2 separate regions of the Homo sapiens genome follow, and region 2 is linked to region 1. The links are chromatin loops, found by intact Hi-C in ENCODE. Cell type or tissue: endothelial cell of umbilical vein. All regions are shown on one strand.

Region 1 (5,000 bases):
AGGTGCCATCTTGGAAGTGGAGAGCAGCCCTCACTAGACAATTGAACCCGCTGGTGCTTTGAATCTTGGACTACCCAGCCTCTAGAACTGTGAGAAAATAAATTTGTTTTTTTATAAATTATCCAGTCCTTGGTATTTTGTTATGGGAGCATAAATGCACTAAGATAGTATCCTTTCCTAGAGTGGAAGGCGGGATAGAGAATTATTTAAGGGAAAAACATCAAAACGTGGGTCTTCATCTTCATTTTAGGAGTATACTGATAATCAGTTACTGCCTGTAAGTGACTAATGGGGCCAGAAAAAAAAAGTGAATGGAGATGATTGTATGATTTGAATATTTGATTATATTGGGTCATGTGATCCTCCAGTGCATACACCTCCAAGCTTGGACTCTGTTTGATACTGGAATTCAACAGCTCATTGTCAGACCAGGGCATGCTTTTCTGTAGTCTGCAAATGTCTGATCACTAGCAAAACGTGCCCATAACTTTACTTCCTTTTGATTTATTTCTCATAAATGCCTTTTCTGTTAGCATCTTTTTAAAAACATATGTGACCACCATTGGATAGGTTATAGCTAAGTCCGGTTCTGGGCATTTTAGTGACTCTTTGAAGTGTATTCAATCAAAATTTATTAAAGAAACCACTGTTGTGTTTGTTTCTCTACCAGTTTTCTTTGTGATGTTATCGGACACTTAATAAATATATACAGTTTTATGTGTTTTATCAGAGAAAATGTAGGCTAGTCTGTCTTTGACCAGTAGTTTCTGGTCAAATACAATATTATACTAGTATAATATTGACTTAGTCTCAGAACTGTATATTCTGAGAGAAATGTTGTTGGAGAAGTCATATTTTCTTGTGTAGGCTTGTTGTTGTTTTTTCACATACCTGTCATTTTTTTTTTATAGTGTCAGAAAGGGAACTATGTGATTTTCTGTGTAACAGCATAAAAAGAGCCCTGTAGGACATGACTTTCTCCTTTTTCCATTATTTATAAAATTTCTTTTATTATGGAAAATATCAAATGTCACACATACACAAAAATAAAGGTAATAACATAATGAACCTATGCCATCACCAAGCTCCAGACGTTTTAAACATTTTGTCATTCTTGGTTTATCTACTCCTTCCACCCTTTCTTTCTGTCATTTTTGTTGGAGTATTTTAAGAGCAAATCCTAGACATCATGTCATTTTATCCATAAATAATTCAACATGCATATCTAACTGATCAGGTCTTTATTAAAATTTATTTTTTTGAGGCAAGATTTCACTCTATCAGCCAGGCTGGAGTGCATTGGCATGATCATAGCTCACTGCAGCCTTGAACTTTTGGACTCAAGCCATCCTGCTGCCTTAGCCTCCTGAACAGCTGGGACTATAGGTGCGTGCCACCACACCTGGCTGATTTTTAAATTTTTTGCAGAGATGTGCTATTGCTGTGTTGCCCAGTCTGGTCTTGAATTCCTGGCCTCAAGTAGGTCTTTGTAATTTATTTTTAATTTTTTTTTAGAGACAGGGTCTCACTTTATTGCTCAGGCTAGAGTGCAGTGGTACCATTATAGCTCACTGCAGCCTTGAACTCTTGGGCTCAAGTGTTCCTCCTGCCTTAGCCTCCCAAGTAGCTGGGACTATAGGTATAAGTCACCTGCGCCCAGCTGGTCTTTTTAAAAAAGTAACATAACCACTTACTATCTCCCTGCTTAACAAATCGACAGTATTTCCTTAATATAATTTAATACCCAGTCAATATTATTTCTCTGGTGATCTCAAAGTTGTTGTTTTACAGTTGTATTTTTTTAAATTATGTCTGTTAAGTCCCTTTTATTCCCTTTTCCTTTTTTTTCTTTCTCTTTATGACATTGGTTAGCTGGGGAAACCTAGTCATATGTTATGTGGAATGTTCCACATTCTGGAGTTGACTACTTTGGTGGTTAACATGTTCCTTTAATGCCTATGTTTCCTACACACTGGTTAGAGCTTGTGGCTTGATTAGATTCGAGTTAAATTTTAAAATTAACTCCATAGGTGGCGCTATGAACTTTCTTTTGAACTGCGTGAACCAACACCTAATGTCCTGTCCCACTTTTTATGATGCTGATTGATGAGTGAGGTTCAGGTGATGAGAGCCTGATCCCTCCATATAAAGTTCTCCTTAAGTTTTATCTACTGGTTTTGGCAGCCTTTGATGATCATTGCCTAGAACCACTATTTCATTAGGGGTTACAAAATGATGATTTTTTTCATTCCATTATTCCTTTTACTTTTATTAACTGGAATTCTATAAACAGGAACATCCTTCATGAACCATTTGGTTACCCTGAACTATATATAGGAAAGGCAGGGTAAGTCTATAATTAGTCTTCTTTATCAGTTTTCAGAGTAATGAGTTGGTGTCCTAACCATTTTTAGTAGTGATCTGTAATTTTCATGACATATCATGAATATGGATATTATTATTTTTTTTTTGTATTTCAGCCTATTCAGTATTACTTTGATCTCAGATTATCCCATTTTAGGCCAGTGGGGAGCATCTTTAGATAGGCTTGTTTTTTTGAATTGACTGTGTTATTATTCTTTGATAGAGAGGAAACTTCCTTGCTTTCTGGCACAGTTTTTTTTCCAGGTTTCTATTCCAGAGTAGGAACTAGGCATTTCTTCAATGAGCCTTGGCCCTTCTTTTTCCCCCCTTAAGAGATAGGTTCTTGCCATGTTGCTCAGGCTGGAGTGCAGTGGCTATTCACAGATGCGATCATGGTGCACTACAGCCTGGAACTCCTGGGCTCAAGTGATCTTCCTGCTTCAGCCTTCTGAGTAGCTGGGACTACAGGTTTTCCACTCCTTGCCTGGCAAGGCTTGATTGCTTTGAACAGGGATGACATTTAAGCAGCAGAGTCTAGCTAGGTTCTAGGGGTGATTATTGCTATATAGTTTGTCATAAACAGAGACAGGAAATATGTAAGTTCATATTGTTCAAATTGAAAACCACAGGGTTTATATTTATATCTCTTTTCTTCTGAAAATTTGGTTCCTAAGGATATTAACATGATTATTCTTTTATTCATACTATTAACTCATACTATTTTATTCATACTATTAATAACATTAAGACTACTGAATACAGGTTTTTTTGTACTTTATATCCTTAAAATATATCACTCTAGATATGATCAGTCAAAATCTTGTTTTAAAGACATCTGAGGTAATTCATTTCTCTTTGTGGCTATGCCCTTAACATGTTATACAGTTGAGTTCATTTATTTCATTTCCTCAGATTTTTAGGGATTGTCCTCGTTTTTTCTTTTGATTCATTGTTTTCATTTGTTTGTTTTAGAAACAATATCTTGTTCTGTTGCCCGGCCTGGAGTGCAGTGGCATGATCATAGCTCAGTGCAGCCTTGAACTCCTGGGCTCAAGGGATCCTCCTGTCACAGCCTCCCAAATAGTTAGGCCTACAGGCATGCAAGTACCACCATACCTGGCTATTTTTTTTTATTTTTTATTTTATTTATTTTTATTTTATTATTATTTTTTTCAGATGGAGTCTTGCTCTGTCGCCCAGGCTGGAGTGCAGTGGCGTGATCTCAGCTCACTGCAAGCTCTGCCTCCCGGGTTCACGCCATTCTCCTGTCTCAGCCTCCTGAGTAGCTGGCACTATAGGCGCCCGCCACCATGCCCGGCTAATTTTTTGTATTTTTAGTAGAGATGGGGTTTCACCATGTTAGCCAGGTTGGTCTCGATCTCCTGACCTCATGATCCACCTGCCTTGGCCTCCCAAAGTGCTGGGATTACAGGCGTGAGCCACTGCGCCCAGCCTTTTTTTTTTTTTTTTTTTTTTTTTTTTTTTTTTTTTAAATATATTGTCTCATTATTTTGCCCGGGGTTGTCTTGAACTCCCTGGCTCAGGAGATCTTCCTGCCTTGGCCTCCCGAAGTGTCAGGATTACAGGCTCTAGCCGCCATGCCCAGCCAATTTATTGTTTTTAATTATGTAAAACTTTTAAATTCTTTGACAGTCCAAACTAGACTAATAAGGTACATTAATAGAAGTCTCACTTTCATTCTTATACTTTTCAACCTATTCCCTTCCTTTTTCTATGTGACCATTTTGTTAGTTTTACTATTTCCAGTTTTTTAAAATACAAGCAAATATATATCTACTCCTATATTCTCTCAACATAAACACAAAAGATAGCGTACTGGCTGGGCGTGGTGGCTCACACCTGTAATCCCAGCACTCTGAGAGGCCAAGGTGGGTGGATCACCTGAGGTCAGGAGTTTGAGACCAGCCTGGCCAATATGGTGAAACACCATCCCTACTAAAAATACAAAAATTAGCTGAGCGTGGTGGTGGGCACCTGTAATCCCAGCTACTCAGGAGGGTGAGGCACGAGAATTTCTTGAACCCGGCGGGGCACGGAGGTTGCAGTGAGCCATCGCACCACTGCATTTTTAGCCTGGGCAACAGAGTGAGACTTCGTCTCAAAAAAAAAAAAAAAAAAAAGCATACTATAAATACTGTTATGTACTTTGGTGCTTTAATTTATTGATATACCCCAGTCATTACTTCATGTATAGAAATCCTCATTTCTTTTTATAGCTACGTGTTATTACTCTATTTTGTGGAGGTTCTACAGTTTTTTTTACTTATTGTCAGTAGAGGATGATTTATTGGGAAACTTAGAGATGGAAGCATGGTCTTGGGCAGTAGCAAGACAGGTAGATCTCTGCACCGTTAGTCCCCAGACCCATGACTTAAGTGTCATAGGGAAAGGATGTACATGCTCTGTAGGGACAAAGGCAAGCTCCAGAACAGGCAAGAATGCTATGCGTGTCATAGCCTGTAATTTTTGTGATAACATCAAGGTTGCTTTGCTCTAAAGGCAGGATTTATAGTGGGTACATGTTCCTACACTAAGGACAGCAAGTAAAGTAGAAATCAGCAGGCATTCGTGGGACTGAGGTTAATCAAAAGTGAACATGGTAGATTAGCATGCAA
Region 2 (5,000 bases), 190 kb after region 1:
GATTGCCTAGTATGCCACAACTAGAACCAGAGTAAATATTTAGTTATTGATGATGATAGATAATAGATATTGGATGACTGATAGCTAAAGGGTTTGTGGAAGCCTTTTTAAAATGAATAAAATCGAGGTCTGAATCAACTGAAGGGATAATTAGTGGATTAAGAACTTGAGGGAAAGCCCTCTACATTCATCTAACATGCTGCTACTAGGCTATTCACCTATGTTTGCTTAGGATGCAAATATACACACTAAGTTTATTCAAATCTTTCTGTGCTTCCTCTTTCGGGCAACAATCATTTACTGAGCAACTATGTGCTAGACTCTATTCTAAAATTTCTGTGATTTGGGCTAAGTGCAGTGGCTCATGCCTGTAATCCTAGTATTTTGAGAGGCTGAGGCGGAGGATCACTGGAGCTCAGGAGTTTGAGACCAGCCTGGGCAATGTAGGGAAACCCTGTCTACAAAATATTTAAAAAATTAGCTGGGCATGGTGGCACATGCCTATGGTCTCAGGTACTCATGAGGCTGAGGTGGGAGAATTGCTTGGGTCTGAGAGGTAGATGCTTCAGTGAGCTGTGATTATGCCACTGCATTCTAGCCTAGGAGACAGAGTAAAACCCTGTCTCAAAAAAAAAAAAAAAAAACTGTGATTTGATACTAAGTGAGAGAAGATGCAGACAGTTTTGTTAGGAAAGAAAGAAAGTCACAGAGGGAGAGGTTAAAAACACAGGGAACACAAAAAAGAAACTGGAATAAGATACTAGGAGGAAGGAATGGGATTAAGAACATGTGGAGGGGCTAGCCCTAAATAGGAAAATGCCACCTCTTCTTGGAATTTGATGGAAATCGTGTAAAATTCAGTACAGATACAGTTGCATTTACAGTTTTAAGAATTAGAAAGCTTCTAACTGTTAACTTCAATTTTCTAGGAGAAGGTTAAGGGTGGGATGGGGATCTTGATGTGAAGTCTTAGAATAACTACTATGGGGATATGAGGGAAGAAAATATGATTAAAAACACAAGCAGTGGCCCATTCTACACTATGACATGCTTTCTCTCTAGTAATATTTAATAGCCTAGATATAGATAGGATAAAGGTCTAGATTAGTCCAATATTAGGAGTTTATAGAGTACATACTGTAAAAGACAAAAGGGCAGGGATGGTAGCATACTAAGAAGAGAATGGCAACACAGTTTAAATTGGATAGAAAAGGAAGTGATACAGGAGGAAGGTGACAGTAAAAAGTTAAGGGAAAGATGCCAGTAGCTTAAAGGTCTGGATGAGGTCAAAGGAGTGAGTGAGTGAATAAAAGGTCTAGAAAGAAAATAAATTATCAGAAATTAACATACTAATTTATATTATAAGTGGGACAGTTCTAGGAAAGAAGGCCCTGAACAGCCATTGAAGTGGTTTGCCGGAGTACAATATAAATGACGGTTATTGGAATTGAGGAGGTAAAGGGTATTAAAGGCTAGGTCACTATTTATCAACACTTTTTTCATTATTGCCACCCTAAGTAGCTTTTTAAGGCATTTTTTTCCTGATTACTCCTCCTTCCCACAGGAGGTTTAATATACTGTTTATCTGTTTATGCATTATAATATGCAATATGTTTTTACTCCCCAAGAATCAATGCTCACTCCTATGAGGCAACATCATCCCCTTCATTGAAAAGGCATGGGCCAGATGGTGGGACGGCTGGTCCACCTGCACGCTGACACAGCTCCCACAGGCAAGTCTTACTGCCCAGCTCCTTTTCCACATAATAGAAATCAGTACTCAGGTTCTACTGAAATATTAATCAGCAAAACTCAATATTCCATTTGATTTTATGATTTCAAGGAGCTTGCCATCTTAAAAAGATTCTTTGGAACTTAACATACTATTGGGATATATTTAGACTGTTAACAAGTACAGCAACTCATAGTAACAGCAGTTTAGAAGAGTTTAAATGCCATTGAACAGGCATTTGCTTCAGAGGTAATAAGATGGGTATGTTAGTAAAAATATTTAATATGAAAACTATTTACATTTTATTTGGTCACTGTTTTCCTATTCATAAGTGAATAGTGACTAAATTATTTACTACTGCTATTTTGCAACTTGTCACTTGGGGGCAGCAAGACTATTTTGGTAATCACAGAATGGAGCATTTAACTAGTAGGACAGGTAGGGCATTAAAGATTCTACAGCATGACGAGAAGGGAGAAAGTGGTAACACTGTATTCAAGTCTAATACAGAAAACATTTACAAAACAGCCCTTTGTAAGAAGTAATAATTATTTCCCCAATATATTTTTATTTCTATTCTGTATCTATTCTAATTATAGTTTTCAAAAGTTACTCCTCATAAATGAAGTCAACAGAAGGCAGCATAATTGAGTGGAAAGTGAGCAGCCTACAGAGCCACACAAATCTGGATTCAATTCCTTGTCCTACAGTGTACTAGATATAATGTTTGGGCAGATTACTTATCCTCTTGGAGACTCAGTTTCCTCATCTATGGAATGGCGATATATTAATACTTATAGGGTTGAGATTAAATATGTGAATAGATGTACTTATGTTACTAGATGTAAAATGCTGGACACATAATTAGGCTTAGCAAAACGTACTTAATAGTAATGACCAAGCAAAAGGTATGGGTATCTCACAGTGGAAAGAATGCTTCACCTCTTCAGTAATCAAGGAAATGGAAAGTCCACAAGGAAATACCACTATTTTGTACCCAATTAATCAGCAAGAGATATATCAAGGGTGATCTTTAGATTCAAGGTATAACTGGAAAAATATTAGTGTTTGGCTGAAAACATGGTTGTTATCCATGCCCAGAGCTGTGATCAGATAAGAATGATGTGACTGTTCAGTTCGTTCACAGTGACTAGTATGAGCCAGACATGCAACTAGGTGCTAAAAATTCTGGGCAAGCAATTGTAAGACATAAAACAGTTTACTTTCTTCTCTATTAGACACATTTGGGAGGCCAAGAAAAGTTAAATAACATTCTTGTGCTATCATTTCCCCAAACACAAATAGGCTGTGACCACTAATCTAACAACAGAAAGAAAATGCGTATGTTCAATAGCAGCCATATTAAATATGAGATGCAACTCTCAGCTTTCTTCTGATAACTAAGAAAACAGAAAAAGCTTTTCCGATGTCTCAGGTATTTCAAATATTTGATATTAAAGGGAGTGCTAGGTTGGATCTATGATGGTATATTATAATAATAACTGAAAGTAATGCTAAATCTTCATACTTCCTAAAGTGACACTGGAATTCCAAGATATTTAAAACGGCACTGACAATAAAAATTAGTTCTAGATACTGGTATTCAATAAAGGAGCCTCGGTTGATAAAGAATAAATCAACACTACCCTGAACCATGTACACATTTGATGCATTCCCTATCAAAATACCAATTATACTCTTCACAGAAATAGGAAAAAAATTCTAAAAACTATGCAGAACCAGAAAAAACCTTGAACAGCCAGAGCAATCCTGAGCGAAAAGAACAAAGCTAGAGGCATCATACTACCTGATGTCAAAATTTACTACAAAGCTACAGTAAGCAAAATAGCATGGTACTGGCATAAAAACAGACACATAGACCAAAGAAACAGAATAGAGAATCCAGATATCAATCCAAGCATTTATAGCCAATCATCTTTGACAAAGGCACCACGAACCCACAATGGGGAAAAGGCAATCTTTTAAATAAATGATGCTGGGAAAACTAGATAACCATATGCCGAAGAATGAAAGTAGATCCCCCTCTCTCCATACAAAAAATCAAATCAAAATGTATTAAAGACTTCAATCTAAGACCTGAACTATGAAACTACTAGAAGAAAACATTGGGGAAACCTTCCAGACATTGGTCTGGGCAAAGATTTTTTGTAAGACCTCAAAAAGCACAGGCAACACAAGTCAAAATAGACAGATGGGATTATATCAAACTAAAAAGCTCTTGTACGGCAAAGGAAACGGTCAGCAGAGTGAGGAGACAACCTACAGAACTGGGAGAAAACATTTGCAAAAGCTATTCATATGACACAGGATTTATATCAGAATATACAAGGAACTCAAACAACTCAATAGCAAAAAAATAAACTATCCAATTAAAATATAGGCAAAAGATCTGAATAGACATTTCTCAAAAGAAGACATACAAATGACTAATAGGTATATGAGGAAATGCTCAGAGTCACTAATCATCAGGGAATACAAATCAAAACCACAATGAAGGCAGGGCACGGTCGCTCACGCCTGTAATCCCAGCACTTTGGGAGGCCGAGGCAGGTGGATCACGAGGTCAGGAGATCGAGACCATCCTGGCTAAGACGGTGAAACCCCGTCTCTACTAAAAATACAAAAAATTAGCCGGGCGTGGTGGCGGGCATCTGTAGTCCCAGCTATTCAGGAGGCTGAGGCAGGAGAATGGTGTGAATCCAGGAGGCGGAGCTTGCAGTGAGCCGAGATCGTGCCATTGTACTCCAGCCTGGGCAATAGAGCGAGACTCCATCTCAAAAAAAAAAAAAAAAAAAAAAACCCAAAAAACAAAAAAACAAAAACAAACAAATAAAAAAACCCACAATGAAATATCATCTCATTCCAGTTAAAATGGCTATAATAAAAAAGAAAAAGAATATCAAATGCTGGTGAGGATGTGGAGAAATGCTGGGAATGTAAATTAGTATAGCCATTATGGAAAACAGTAGGGAGCCTCCTCAAAAAAACGAAAAATAGAAATATCATACAATCAATCTGGCAATCCCACTAGTGGGCATATATCCAAAGGAAAGGAAATCAGTATGTTAAAGCTATATCTGCACTCCTATGTTTACCGCAGCACTATTCACAATAGCTAAGATACAGAATCAACCTAAGTGCCCATCCAGGGATGAATGGATAAAGAAAATGTGGTACATATACACAATGGAATATTACTTAGCAATAAAATGAATGATATCCTGTCCTTTGCAGCAAAATGGATAAG

Evidence for each region. Hi-C counts contacts between places; a loop is a spot of excess contacts. Peaks named below come from ENCODE experiments on the same cell type or tissue, not always from the same donor. Only the 100,000 strongest peaks of a DNase experiment are listed, where the experiment ranks them.
Region 2: it touches region 1 in a loop (14-fold over the local background); 6 of 110 quality-filtered maps call a loop at or near these places.

Annotation. Positions count from the first base shown.
Region 1 is chr10:73,058,280-73,063,279 of GRCh38, reverse strand. The region is part of intron 5 of P4HA1 (prolyl 4-hydroxylase subunit alpha 1); the gene reads left to right. Among named protein-coding and RNA genes, the nearest start is that of P4HA1, 36 kb to the left of the region's middle. In endothelial cell of umbilical vein, no CTCF peak of the experiment used is centred here; a DNase peak (open chromatin) is centred at 2,039; H3K27ac peaks cover 367 bases.
Region 2 is chr10:72,872,566-72,877,565 of GRCh38, reverse strand. The region is part of intron 6 of MCU (mitochondrial calcium uniporter); the gene reads right to left. Among named protein-coding and RNA genes, the nearest start is that of OIT3, 19 kb to the left of the region's middle. In endothelial cell of umbilical vein, a CTCF peak has its summit at 2,110 (motif pointing right); a DNase peak (open chromatin) is centred at 2,125.